Linked DNA regions of Homo sapiens: region 1 is linked to region 2. The links are chromatin loops, found by intact Hi-C in ENCODE. Cell type or tissue: heart left ventricle. All regions are shown on one strand.

Evidence for each region. Peaks named below come from ENCODE experiments on the same cell type or tissue, not always from the same donor. Only the 100,000 strongest peaks of a DNase experiment are listed, where the experiment ranks them.
Region 1: it touches region 2 in a loop (2.3-fold over the local background); 4 of 110 quality-filtered maps call a loop at or near these places.

The regions. Positions count from the first base shown.
Region 1 is chr15:68,681,273-68,683,772 of GRCh38, forward strand. All of the region lies in intron 2 of CORO2B (coronin 2B), which reads left to right. Among named protein-coding and RNA genes, the nearest start is that of CORO2B, 100 kb to the left of the region's middle. In heart left ventricle, no CTCF peak of the experiment used is centred here; no DNase peak of the experiment used is centred here.
Region 2 is chr15:68,827,865-68,830,364 of GRCh38, forward strand. No RefSeq gene overlaps it. Among named protein-coding and RNA genes, the nearest start is that of ANP32A, 8.2 kb to the left of the region's middle. RefSeq lists an enhancer at 1,221-1,270. In heart left ventricle, a CTCF peak has its summit at 1,353; no DNase peak of the experiment used is centred here.

The sequences.
Region 1 (2,500 bases), 150 kb before region 2:
GTGAAGTGCACTAAATCGTCTCAGTGGGAGCAGGAGTTGGGGCGTCTCTTGAGGGGTGCAGAAGCCCAGAGGAGCAGGCCTTTCTAAAGACCGTGTCACAAGGAATGCAGGGAGGGGGCCAGTGAGGAGCCCCCTGATTTGGGGGCCATATTTTCCCAAACCAAGGGTTAGGACACCCATGATCTGGCAGAGAAGTTCTGTGTTTCTGTCAGAGAAGAAGTCTGGGAAAAGGTGGTCATCCAAATATTGGGATTGGGGGAGATAATCACCATTTTCATAGGACCTGAGACATCACATTTAAAATTGGGTCTGTCACACTTGAGAAGTGTGACCCCTGTAGGGTTGAGCAAACCAAAGAATAAGGTTAGAGGGCAGTTGGGGGTGGGAACAGGGTGTGCGTGCCCCTCGAGGGCCAGGCAGGTAAGTCAGATCTGATAAGACAGAGAAAGGGGAGCTGACTAAGTCAGGATTCCTGCTGCACACTGGCTGAGTGGCCCAAATCTCTGTCTCTAGGTCTCAGTTTCTGTCTCTGAAAAGCGGAGACATTGTTGAGGAGCAGAGATAACACAGATGTAGTTATCTGTTGCTAGCAACAGAAATCACCCCCAACCCCAGTCCTCTTATGCAGAAAGGGTTTAGGGGCTTCATAGATTTAAAGGGCTAGAGCTGGGACAGTGGAGAGCCAGACTTGGAACCAGATCAGCACCAAGACAGCTCCGGAGGGCCCAGTCCCAGCCCACCCTGGGTAGGAGTCTGATTGGCCAAACCCAGTCCCATGCCCCGTCCCTGGATAGCAGAGGACCCTGGGTAGGAGGAACCCCTGCTTCAGCTTTCATGGTAGGGCACTGCATCCCACCAGGACAGCCCACAGAGGGAGAGTCCTCCAAATCAGGAAGGGGGCTTGGATGCCCAACTGCCAAAAAATCCTGCAGATAGTTATGTATGCCATGGAAGATTCTGGAAGAGTTGCACAAGGAAAGTAATAATTATAGAAAGCCAATCTTGCTCTGGAGTTCGAGAAGAGACCAGCACCGTGGAGACCAATTAGAAGACTGGAGTGCCTCAGGAAGGCTATGGGCAGGGTGCACCTGGAGAGGAAGGAGCAGATGTAAAGGCGTTTGTGGGGATTAACCCATCAGAGGCCTCTGGGAATCCTCTCTGACTACAGAGAGGTACAGGGAGTCTCAGAGGCTTAGCAAGGGGCTCAGGATGTTTACAGCTGTCAGGGCTCTAAGAGATCACATGGCCGCAGATTGACATTCTCTGATCGACTGGTAGGGACTCCCTAGATGCTGTGCTGAGGACTGCTGGGCTCAGGCAGGACTCAGTGAGCGATTGGTAATGCCTGTTATAGATAGAGAAACCCCAGGAGGGGCAAGGATACCATGTTTATTATCCCTGCCCCCCAAAAATGCCTCACTTTTCGGAGGGAGAGACTGAGACCTAGAGAGACAGAGATTCAGGCCACTCAGCCAGTGTGCAGCAGAGCTGAGATGAAAACCCAGGTCCCCTGAATCCCAGAGTGCTGCCCTGCTGCTGTAGCAGTGCTTTAGTAATGCTCCCCAAATCCCAGGTGGGCTGGGCAAAAATCACAACTCAAAATGAGTTTCCTTTCACACTACAGGAGAGGTGTGTGGAATTGGGGTGTTACAGGAAGGGCACCTGGTGGGAGAGTCCTCTTTTCCCTCCTCGTTCCTTGGGCCAAATGGCGAACAGAAGGAGGGGTTTTTATAATTTTGGCAGCGGCCCATGCACACAGGAGAAGTTCTGGTGGGTCCTCTATTGAGAGGGCCCCTGGTATGGCAGAAACCCAGGCCTCTGGGCCAAAAAGCGAAGGGCAGACTTAGGAACCTGCTCCTGACCTTGACGGAGCTCCACCCGCCCAGGGTCCTCCATGCCTATATCTCTCTCTAGGCCACCCCCAGTTGGGATAGATTCCTCTAGGGAGGGGTTCCTGATGTTCAGGAAGGCCTCTGGTGGGGAGCCTGAAGGACGAAGGCCTGTTTGGGGTCCAGCCATGGGAAGATACTGAAGACCCCAGAGCTGACTCTCTTGTTGGTCCAGACCCCGCGTCCCCAGCACTCCCACCTGCTTGGAGAGCATGGCTCTGTGGCGGGGGAGGAGAAAGCCAATGCTAGTGATGACAGCCTCGAGATGGTGCAAGCACTGTCCTTTTCTTTTGATTTTCTGCCTAAACCAGAAATGTGCTTTTTCCACAATTTGCATAGATGCTGTCATGTAACTTTTTTTTGCCACTGCTCGCATTTCCAACAGTTACAGTTTTGGTGCACCACCCCTCCCCCCACTGTAGGATATTGAGACATCATGGTGGGACTGGATATTGGGAGCCTCACCTTCCCTCTGCAGTATCCCTACCCATCACATTTAAGGCCTCGAATGCTGGGAAGCAGGGATGTCACCATCTCAGGACACACCTGCCTCACCTCCCTCCCTGCAGAGCATGTTCTACCTCTCGGCAAGAGAGTGTGGCCTTGGTCAA
Region 2 (2,500 bases):
GATCAATGTAAAGCAGAGCTAATATCTGAAATCCCAGTTTCTTTTCAAATGCTTCCCTTTCCAAATTTGAAGCCAGAAGAAACAATGTATCACTGCTGATGTCAATAAGACTTCCTTGGCTGGGCACCGTGGCTCACACCTGTAATCCCAGCACTTTTTGAGACCGAGGTGGGCAGATCAGTTGAGGTCAGGAGTTCAAGACCAGCCTGGCCAACATGGTGAAACCCCAACTCTACTAAAAATACAAAAGTTAGCTCAGTGTGGGGGCACACGCCTGTAATCCCATCTACTTGGGAGGCTGAGGCAGGAGGATCGCTTGAACCTGGGAAGTGGAGGTTGCAACTAGCCAAGATGGTGCCACTGCACTCCAGCCTGGGTGACAGAGTTAGACTCCGTCTCAAAAAAAAAAAAAAAAAAAAAAAAAAAAAAAAAAAAAAAAAAAGACTCTACCGCAGCAAAACTGGTGATAATCTTAAAATTTGGAAAGGAAATGTCCCTAGTAAAGATATTTGATTTAAATTACAAGGAATTTAGTTCTAAGGGATAATCGACATATTTCATAAATAAATGCAGATATCTCTAGATATCAAATGATAAAAGATCTTGAGCAGTGATGGATTACTGCTAATGGGTTTCTGTCTGCTACTCTGAGCACAGTTCAGGCTCAAGAACTGACATGAAGGGTTTGAGAATTTAGTCAAAATCTGGAAGTAGGCAGGTGGTCACAGGCTAACTAAGAGTTCATAACCGGATGCAGTCGTTGAAGGACAATTGTGAAGAAAAAATGCTGATGGTGAAACGAATGCAAAAACCACAAACACATTGAAGAGGCCTATGTTCCTGGGAACAAAGAGGAAGGTTATCAATGATGTGCTTGTAGAAAACATATTAATACTGGAATATTGTCTTCTTTCCCATCATTTCAGGTCAGTTAGCTTAGATTACTATTCAGCTAGAAAAAACAAATGATACCCTTGCAAGGACTCTGAACAATATTGGAATTCAGCTGTTTTGTTTCTAATAAAACATGGTTTAACTGTTACATGAATAGAAGTTCCTTATAAGTGCCAATTACTTCTTTCCAGAGAAGCAGTGCTAAAGATTCTGTTCATTGGTACACTAAGTGTTCTTCATGACCCAGTGTTTTATTTCCTATAAGTTAGCTTTTTTTCTCAGATGATTTAATGAAAATTATGGCAGTCTGCTCATTGTTCAGCAAAATCCATTTCCTCTTCTCCTTGAACACAAAGCTTGACTATGTTTCCTAGATGGCCCTTGCAGTTAGTTGGGGCCATGTGACTGGGTTCTAGCTTGTTGATTATAAGTGGAAGTGATGCTGCCACTTAAAGGCTTGAAAGTGCCACTGCATACTGACTGAGATGCAGTGGAAGCCCTGTGTTTATGAGGTGGACCCCCTCTCAGGCTGAAATGTCTCTTAAGAGTCATTTCAGCAACCTATTTACTTGCCCACCAAGAGAGAAATTGTGACTAAGAAACTTTTATGGGGCTGTGCCATTATATGCTTGTATCCATTTGTTACTGTAGCCTATGCTAGTAACTAACACAATAATAAAGGTTTTTTTCAGTCTTAGTTTTCTATTCATTTGTAGACCAATTGTAAATGTGAATATTGTATTTCCATTGTATCTTGGCTTACATGTTCAAAGCACCATAAAACAGATAAAAGGATTATATTAACAAGTACTTAATGTAGAAAAGATCAGTGCAAGGGAGTCTATGGAATAACATGCAAATATGTCTCTTTCCCCCAAACTTAGTGCTTGGCTCATAGTAAGTATAAAATAAATGCCTGTTGTTTCATCAATAAGTAGTCCTCCCCTCTCAAGCTGCAGACTGACATTTTAATTGCTCATTGGACATTTCCAAACAGGTATCTTACAGGAACAAACCACATGACATTTCCAAAACGAATCTCTTCCTTGCCAGCCTCTGCCTACTCTGCCTCCACCAAACTACCTTTATCCTTCTGGCTCTCCTGTTTTGATTAATGGTACCCTTGGAATTGTCCTCTGTTGACTCCCATAACCAAATGGTTAACTCGTCCTCTAAATTTCCAACTACCTTTCCTCCTATCAGCCCCACTTTTTCACCACTCTATCCAAGCAAGCTCGCCCCACCCTTTCTCATGTCTAAATTGGCACCGTGTGCTAAGAGTTCCCAGGCTTTGGGTTTTCTCACCAATAACATTTAAAAAAAGGGTTTAGGACCAACATAGAATTCCCAACTTTTAATTTTGCCAGATAAAGACATTCTTTAAAAAACTTATCTTTTATTGTTCTATAGACTATTTTTAAAATGGCAATGTAGGGAGGACTCAGCTTTAGAATATAGGACACTCCTCTACATTGAATTTAATTTTATGAGAATTCACTACCTTGTTCAAGATTGAGTAGTTGGAAACTCTTGTCTAGATCAGCACTGGCCCTGAGGTCTTGATGTGGTTTTGTGGCCAGATGAATGTTTCTGAGTTCCAGTTCCA